Regions from separate parts of the Homo sapiens genome. Here region 2 is linked to region 1. Evidence: read pairs that join two places in POLR2A ChIA-PET (ENCODE). Cell type or tissue: CD4-positive, alpha-beta T cell. All regions are shown on one strand. Each heading gives the region's core, and the rest is flanking DNA. Links, peaks and the distances in the headings are about the cores only.

What was found. ChIA-PET counts read pairs that join two places held together with the same protein. Peaks named below come from ENCODE experiments on the same cell type or tissue, not always from the same donor. Only the 100,000 strongest peaks of a DNase experiment are listed, where the experiment ranks them.
Region 2: POLR2A ChIA-PET joins it to region 1 with 5 read pairs; 5 of 35 experiments call an interaction of 5 or more read pairs at or near these places.

Annotation. Positions count from the first base shown.
Region 1 is chr2:241,010,651-241,015,017 of GRCh38, forward strand. The region is part of intron 1 of SNED1 (sushi, nidogen and EGF like domains 1); the gene reads left to right. It overlaps SNED1-AS1 (SNED1 antisense RNA 1), which reads right to left. Exons shown (of 3, transcript NR_187212.1): 3 at 2,840-4,367. It overlaps LOC107985787 (a long non-coding RNA gene), which reads right to left and starts at 1,295. Exons shown (of 2, transcript XR_001739175.3): 1 at 137-1,295. RefSeq lists enhancers at 1-83, 84-687. In CD4-positive, alpha-beta T cell, for the core only: no CTCF peak of the experiment used is centred there; no DNase peak of the experiment used is centred there; H3K4me3 peaks cover 394 bases.
Region 2 is chr2:241,130,345-241,135,025 of GRCh38, forward strand. PASK (PAS domain containing serine/threonine kinase) reads right to left here. Exons shown (of 18, transcript NM_015148.4): 9 at 2,530-2,686. Among named protein-coding and RNA genes, the nearest start is that of PASK, 17 kb to the right of the region's middle. RefSeq lists an enhancer at 2,545-2,634. In CD4-positive, alpha-beta T cell, for the core only: no CTCF peak of the experiment used is centred there; no DNase peak of the experiment used is centred there.

The DNA of each region.
Region 1 (4,367 bases), core at 368-4,367:
CCACAGCCTGAGAGAGGAGGGTGAGGGCGGGGCGTGGGGCACTCACCGGGGTGCCTAAGGTGCTCAGCTGTGTCCAACGCAGAGCTTTTTCCAGGCGGCCTGTGTGTGAGCCCCTCCCAGGACCTTTGTCACCTACCTGGGACTGTAACATCCAGGTGGCAATCTTGTTTTTCTCAGCAGCTGGTGCTTGGCTGGGAGGAGAGCGATGCCAGCACTGATCCAGGGCCTGGGCTTCAGGCTGCAGGCAGAGCCGGGACCCCAAAGGAGACCAGACGGTGGCCACGGGGAGGCCCTGGACGATGGGATCCACAGGGAGAGACTGGAGTTCTGGGGGATGCAGCCAGGGCCTGCCGCAGCATCTCTACCCTGCAGACCCAGAACAAGCACACTGCCCTCCCTCCCTGCCTGGGGGTGGCAGGTCTCCTGGGTCTCCTGGGTCTCCTGGGGGTGGCAGGTCTCCTGGGTCTCCTGGGGGTGGCAGGTCTCCTGGTTCTCCTGGGTCTCCTGGGGGTGGCAGGTCTCCTGGGTCTCCTGGGTCTCCTGGGGGTGGCAGGTCTCCTGGGTCTCCTGGGTCTCCTGGGGGTTGCAGGTCTCCTGGGTCTCCTGGGGGTGGCAGGTCTCCTGGGTCTCCTGGGTTTCCTGGGGGTGGCAGGTCTCCTGGGTCTCCTGGCACATGGAGTGGTTACATTTCTACAAGTGTCCCAGTGGCGCTGGGCAGGACTGCCAGGCTGGCCTCAGGCCCCAGACCCCAGCAGACAAACACTGGCCCTCAGCAGGTGTCTGAGGTGCCAGCGCTGGGCAGCCTGCTGGCATTCCCGCCCCCGAAGTCAGGACGAGGGACTAAACCCGCACTGTTCCTCTACGAGTGCTCAGGTCCACACCTAGCCATGAACAGGGGCGTCGGCTGGGAGACAGGCTAATCCTTTCCCCTTGTTTTCCACATCTCTATGACATGTTTTACAAGGTGCTATAGCAAGTAGGCAAATAACAATAATAGAATTGTCACTTTTTGGGAAGTAGCGTTTTCCCAGCCCTGAAGAAGGAGAGGGACCCCAGTGCTGGGGAGAGAGGGGTTGCCACATGGCTCCCTGCCCTGCTTCTAGCTCCTGGGCCCTCTGGCCTGGGCCTTGCCCACTAGCCCCCTTCCACCAGACGTTGGGACGTCCACATCTGGAGAAAGGAAGTCCCGCGGGCCTCTGCCCTGCACTGCGGTGCTGGCGCTGCCCTGTCCTGGCTGCCCTGTCCTGGCAGGGGACAGGGCCGGCTTGTTCTGCCTCCTCCCTGGCTCAGCCCCCAGCGGGGAGGGCAGCAGCTCTCTGGGGTGGGGAGAGAGGAAAGCTGGAGCGGGGCAGGCGGCGGGTGGGCCCGAGGCCTCTGCACACCGCACACCTGCAAGCTAGGCTCCCACTTCAAAGGCCGACAGAAAACTCAGGGCAGCGGCTCAGGAGCCAAGCAGGGAGTGGGGCCAGCTAAGGAAGAGCATGGGGGGTGCGGCGAGGGGCAGAGCAGGGAGGTCCCCCACACCAGGCAGGTGGCCCAGCCCCAGGGACCTCGGCCACAGCGGCCTCCTGCCCCCAGATGCTTCTCCCCCAACCCAGAGGTACCACTTGTCACTTCTAACCCTTAGCTCTTTTTTCCAAAACACATGCCAAAAAGGGTACAAAACATAAACGTGCAAAAAAAGATCAAACGTAACGCAAACCCTGGTGGGCCCACTGCCAGGCCGAGAGCAGACGCTGCCACCGCCCCACCCTGCATCGCCACCCCAGGGCAGCCCCTCCGGCCTGTGAAAGCGCCTTCTCACACTCGCCTTTTTCCCTCCCTGGTGTTTTTAGGGTGGCTCATCCACATCTCTGGTGGTGCTGTTACTTCATCATCACCTCTGTATCGTTGTATGAATAGACCACAGGCTATTTGTTTTACAGTGGTACACATTTGGGTCTGCTATTGTTGTTGTTTTAATTGAATTTTTCCAGCCTTATTGAGACAAAATTGACAGACAAAATTGTGTGATTTAATATACCTACACATTGTGAAATGACGACCAGAATCGCATGAATCTATACATCCATCACCACCCAGTTACCGTGTGTGTGCACGTGTGTGACAAGAACACTTAAGATTACTCTCTTAGCAAATTTCAATTAAACGAGGCAGTACTGTGTTTTTTTTTTCTTTTTTTTTTTTTTTTGTTGTTGTTTTTGAGATGGAGTCTCGCTCTTTCGCCCAGGCTGGAGTGCAGTGACGTGATCTCAGCTCACTGCAAGCTCCGCCTCCTGGGTTCACGCCATCCTCCTGCCTCAGCCTCCCGAGTAGCTGGGACTACAGGTGCCCGCCACCACGCCCGCTAATTTTTTGTATTTTCAGTAGAGACAGGGTTTCACCATGTTAGCCAGGATGGTCTCGATCTCCTGACCTCGTGATCCGCCTGTCTCAGCCTCCCAAAGTGATGGGATTACAGGCGTGAGCCACCGCGCCCGGCCACGAGCAGTACTGTTAACTACGGTTGCCATGCATTACATGGAGACCCCAGAACTTACTCATCCTGTCTGACTGAAGGTTTGCACCCTCCAATCAACATTTCCCCATTTCCCACCTCAGCCCCTGGTAACCATCCTTCTACTCTCTGCTTCTATGAACTCAACTTAATTTTCATTTTATTTATTTTATTTGAGAGACAGGGTCTCACTCTGTCACCAGGCTGGAGTGCAGTGGCCTGAGCCTAGCTCACTGTAACCTCGAACTCATGGGCTCCAGTGATCCTCCCACTTCAGCCACACCCCACTCCACCCCACCCCGCTGGCCCTAGTAGCTGGGATTATAGGCACGCACCACCACCTCCAGCTATATTTTTTTATTTTTCTTTTTTTGTAGAGACAGGGTCTTGCTATGTTGTCCAGGCTGGTCTTGAACTCCTGGCCTCAAGAGATCCTCCTGCCTCAGCCTCCCAAAGTGCTGGGGGTTATAGGCGTGAACCACCACACCTGGCTGAGTTCAGCTATTTTAGATTCCACATATAAGTGTCTTTCTGCGCCTGGCTTATTTCACTGAGCATAATGTCCTTCAGTTTCATCCATGTTGTTGCAAATGGCAGGATCCCTCTCTTTGTCATGGCTGAATAATATTCCCTTGTGTGTACATATGTCTGTATATATACACCACATTTTGTTTATCCATTCATCCGTCAGCAAACACTTAGGTTGAGTCTATATCTTGCTTATGGGAGTGCAGCTATTCTATGAGATACTGGTTTCATTTCATTGGGTATATACTCAGAAGTGGGATTGCTAGGCCATATGTCAGTTCTATTTTTAATTTTTTAGGTGGGGCTGTTCCTAGCTTTAGACTACTCTTTTTTCTTTTCTTTTTTTTTTTTAAGATGGAGTCTCGCTGTCTTGTCCAGGCTGGAGCGCAGTGGTGCGATCTCAGTTCACTGCAACCTCTGCCTCCCAGGTTCAAGTGATTCTTGTGCCTCAGCCTCCCAAGTAGCTAGGATTACAACTGCATGCCACCATGCCTGGCTAAGTTTTGTATTTTTAGGAGAGACAGGGTTTCACCATGTTGGCCAGGCTGGTCTCGAACTCCTGGCCTCAGGTGATCTGCCCACCTCAGCCTCTCAAAGGTGTGAGCCACCATGCCAGGCCTAGACTACTCTTAACAATGCTGTTTGTGAAAACTCTTGAAGGCATGTCCCAGTGCACACAAGTCCACATTTGTGTCAAGTCCACACCCAGGAGTGGGATTTCTGAGCCGTGGGATGTGCTGTGTGTGGATGCTGCCCAGGGCCACACCCCGGCCGACGCTTCTGCAAATGGAGCAGCTACATGGTGGGAGGTCACCATGGTCTCCTTTTCTTTTCTATGAATGAGGCTGAGCCAGTCTCATATGTTCACTTACCATTGGATTTCATCTTTTGTGGAGTGACTGTTCAAGTGTTTTCCCTCTTTTCTACAGAGTTATCTTCTTTCTCGCCGATTCGTGGGGGTTCTTGGTAACACCAGGTCATAGGTGCTGCAAATATCTTTTCTCATTCTGCACTCGTTTCATCCTCTTTAATGGCATCCTTGGGTGGATAGAAGGTGTTAATTTTACTGTAGTAAATTCTCCATATTGCTTTCCAACAGTCTTGCAGCTGTTTCATTTTGTCCTTCACACGCAGGTCTCTAATACACCTGGAGGTGATCTTCTCTTGGGGCCCGAGGTAGAGTCACGCAGGTTCCATTTTGGAGGAAATGAAAGCAGAGCCAGCACCCTTGTTGAAAAGCCGCCTCTCCCCACACACCCCCAGCGCCGTTGTGGCTGTTCCCGGGCTCTCCCTCCTGCTTCTCTGTCCCTGAGCCAGGAGCGTTGGGCTAACTGTGGCCTGA
Region 2 (4,681 bases), core at 439-4,438, 120 kb after region 1:
GGAATTGGCTGATCTTGGGCAACTCCCTTGGTACCACCAAGTCCTGGAAGATGAGTTGTGTCCAAGGTCCTGAGGATAGCAACGGGCCACGTGGCCTCTGTCCACCAAGATGTCCCAGACAACGGGAGCACTGGCAAGGGGGCCCGGCCGCTAGTGCTGTTGAGCACCCACGGGTCAGACTTGGGCCCTCAACCACGGCCGCCCCACTTCAGCTTGGTGGCACCTCTGGAGAGGTGCGCACAGCAATATTATTCATAGTAATATTGAAAACTCACGTGTTGAGCGCCTGCTCTGTTCCACTCGCAGTGGAAGTAGAGCAAATAGAGCCAACAGCTACCCTCTCACGCCACTCAACGCGGACCCACAGTGGCAAAGGGAAAATCAGGGAGGCTAAGCAAACAAGAGAAAGCACCGGCACATCGGCCAGTGGGAAAGTGGCCCATGAGCTAGGGTGCCATCCAGGAGGCTTCGGTTCCGAGGAGGCCTGTAGAGGAAGATCTGCAGGACATGTGTGTGCGTACACATACACACACATTTAGGACACTGTGTATGGTATAATCCCAGCCGTGCTCAGGGAACAGAAGCAGTTACATGTGAGCACACATATGCACATGCACACATAGAAGTATAATATACAACTATAGTTAAATGCACAAGAAAGAAGGCCTGGAAGGCTCTAACTGCTGACTGCGGTCCCCTGGGGGAAAGAGTAGGATTGGAGGAGGGGGATTGGAAGACGGCCAGGGGAACTATTGCTTTTACCATTATTCTTCTATAATTAAAAAAACACATATGCATGTATTACATTTTTTTTTTTTTTTTGAGACGGAGTCTCACTCTGTCGCCCAGGCTGGAGTGCAGTGGCGCGATCTAGGCTCACTGCAAGCTCCGCCTCCCAGGTTCACACCATTCTCCTGCCTCAGCCTCCCGAGTAGCTGGGACTACAGGCGCCCGCCACCATGCCTGGCTAATTTTTTGTATTTTTAGTAGAGACGGGGTTGCACCGTGTTAGCCAGGATGGTCTCCATCTGCCGACCTCATGATCCACCCACTTCAGCCTCCCAAAGTGCTGGGATTATAGGCGTGATCCACCGCGCCTGGCCCATGCATTACATATTTTTAAACATACATACATACTTTATATGTATCTATTACATATTTTTTAAATAATTTCAAGACTAGAAAACACAACTATGTGGATAAATATCACAGACACAGCAATAAGCAGAAGGCAGACAGAAGGAAATGCATGCGTCAGGCTCAACGGCAGGCAGTCTAACCTCTGCCCTGACCCAGGGCAGCAGGGTGTAGGGGGCACAGTGCAGGAAGGGACCCAGGGTCTGCAGGCAGCCAAGAAAGGGTCCTGGGCCACCTGGGCACCTACAGTTTGGGCACCTTTACTGCATGCTGTGCATAAGAAAAGATTCTGGGTCAGGTATGGTGGCTCACACCTGTAATCCCAGGACTTTGGGAGGCCAAGGCGGGTGGACCATGAGGTCAAGGGATCGAGACCAGTCTGGCCAACATAGTGAAACCCCGCCTCTAGTAAAAATACAAAAATTAGCCGGGCGTGGTGGCAGGTGCCTGTAGTCTCAGCTACTCAGGAGGCTGAGGCAGGAGAATCACTTGAACCAGGGGGCAGAAGTTACAGTGAACCAAGATCACGCCACTGCACTCTAGCCTGGGCAGCTGAGTGAGACTCCATCTCAAAAAAAAAAAAAAAAAAAAGATTCCGAAGAAGAAAATGGGTTAAAAATACACACACACGTGCTATGTACAATACGACTATGAGAATAGAACAAGTTTTTATTTCTACTTTTCCAAATGTTCCTAATTCTCTAATATAAACTTTCTTTACTCTAAATAGAATATTTTAAAATGTGCAAAGAGAACAGCTTCATATGACTTTGAAAATGATAAAATTAATCCCAGCACTTTGGGAGGCCAAGGCGGGTGGATAACAAAGTCAGGAAATCGAGACCATCCTGGCCAACATGGTGAAACTAAAAAAAATACAAAAAAGTAACCGGGCGTGGTGGCGGGCGCCTGTAGTCCCCAGCTACTCGGGAGGCTGAGGCAGGAGAATGGTGTGAACCCGGGAGGCGGAGCTTGCAATGCAATGAGCAATGAGCTGAGATCGCACCACTGCACTCCAGCCTGGGTGACACAGCGAGACTCTGTCTAAAAAAAAAAAAAAAAAAAAAAAAAAAGAAAATGATAAAATTATGATTCCATCAGTTCTCTGAAATCTACCTCAACATTCTGGAACTCTCCACAGCCTGTTTCCTTATCCCTACAGTGAGACAGTAACACCATGGTGCCCTCCCATACAGGCTGATAAGGACTCAGCCAGGCAGCACAGAAAACCCAGCAGTCAGTGTGTGTGGAAGAGAGCAGGTGCTCAACACATGTGAGTTTTCAATGTTACTATGAATAATAGGCTGAACATTTCTCTCTGACTTGTTCCTCATTCACCTACCATCTGTCTGGACTTTTAGTAAACCTGCAACCTCCCACCAAGGGACTTACCCTGGAGCAGGCTGAGGTGAGAGGCAGGAAAGGAGCTGGCCTCCAGCAATCAGCTCAGTCTGAGTCCCGGTGAAGATGTCTTGGCTTTCCATCAGCTTCCGGATCTCATCTCGGGGCACAACGTGGCCACCAGCAAGCACGACATTAATCCTTGGATCTGGCAGCAACACCAAAAAAGAGCGTTTGCTCTTCACAGGCACTCCCTAAAACGAATCTGCTCATTCGCCTGGAACTCACTGAGACTGCTTCACAGCATGACCAGCATCGACCACCTCTCACCACCCCAGGCGTCCCAGGTCCAACCCAGCGCCCTCTTCTCTGCCTCCTGTCTCCCTGCTCCTTGGCCCAGGACACCTGCAGCCAGCTACCATGATCCTATTAACACCCAAGTCAGAGCACGGCACTCACCTGCTGACAACCCTCCAACAGCTCCCATCTGACTCTGGATAGAAGCCGAAGTCTCGGCCATGGCCCCCCAACTCTGTGGCCTCACTCCTCCAGGTCTCTCCACCTGGCCTCCCTGCCATATCTGAAGTATTAGAGGCCTTGGGATCATGGCTCCTGATCCCAGAAATGCTGTACCTGGGTATCTACAAGGCTTCCCTAGGCCTCCTGGGACCCCAAGCCTAAGACTGCATGCCCTCTTCCCCTCTTTGCCTTCCTCCCGAGCTCTGGCCACTTCCTGGGCTCCATGTCACCTGGCTCCCTCCAGTCCCCGTGAGCGCAGGGGCATCTGCACGCAGTGCAGCCTGGCACGTGGTAGGGGATGAATGTATGTCTCTTGGTTACATGAGAGAAAGCAGCCTGCATTAGGAAGGACCCTGGGAGGCCACGCACAGTGGCTCACACCTGTAATCCCAGCACTTTGGGAGACCGAGGCGGGCAGATCACCTGAGGCTGGGAGTTCGAGACCAGCCTGACCAACATGGAGAAACCCCGTCTCCACTAAAAACACAAAATTAGCCAGGCATGGTGCTACATCCCTGTAATCCCAGCTACTCGGAAGGCTGGGACAGGAGAATCACCTGAACCCAGGAGGCAGAGGTTGCAGTGAGACGAGATGGTGCCACTGCACTCCAGCCTCAGCAACAAGAGCGAAACTCTGTCTCAAAAAAAAAAAAAAAAAAGGACGACCCCAGAAAGAACCCTAGCCCCAAGCCGAGAGAAGCCTGCTCTGTGACCAGGACAGTTGGGTGGTTCGGCATAACTTCTCCAAGAGGCATTTTTGACAGTAACTAGCAAACGTGTTCATTCCCTGAATCCAGAAGTTCCACTTCTAAGAATTCATCCTAAGGAAACAATGCGAGAGTAACAGAAATGTGATCCCCTCCCCCCACCACCAAATATCCGACAAACAGCATGTACTCAACACAGGCATGCATGCACAGGTCAGAATTTGGAATTCTGGAAAAAGGGGAAGGGGAATATAATTAGTGCTAGAGGAAAAAGCTTGTATAAAGGACAGACTGAGATAGAAAAACCCAGATACAATGAAGGGAACCACATGCTAAGGAAAGCCGGGATTGTAAGGAGAACCAACAGCCTAACAAAGTATCTTTTAAAACAAATGTTACAATCCAGCTTCTAATGCCCCAGGCGAGACCCTGTGGGGAAGGAGGCTGGGCGCATGTGCCAAAGAACTCACACAATGCCCAGACAGCTAAAGAGTGTCTGACGGTAAATGTTTATCTCACCAGGCTGGTCAGTCTCGTGAAGCTGTAGTTTTTCTCAGTGACTGTATTAAATCCACTTTCGCACTCATTCGATACCCGAGTGACCGCATGCAGGACAACCTCGCAAGCCAGCACCTGCCGACCCGCCTGGCCCCACCACGATGCAGAGCCCCGAGGTGGCTGTGCTTTCTGCCAGCACTGGCCACTCTCTCTCTCTCACCCCCACTGTGTCCTTCCATAGAACAGAGACCCCCCCACCTGACACCCCTGCCACACCATCACCTGGACCCTTGGGCCCCAGCCTGCCCCAGGAACTCCAGAACCACACCCAGTGAGCCCACGCTCCAGGTGGGCAGAGGCCCTGGAGGCAGAGTTCCGGGGTCCCCACCAGGGCAGAGCCAGGGACAGGGCGCACCCCCACCCCATGCTTGTCAACAAGAATGAGCACTGTGGAAGCAGCCAGGGGCCTGCTCCTTACC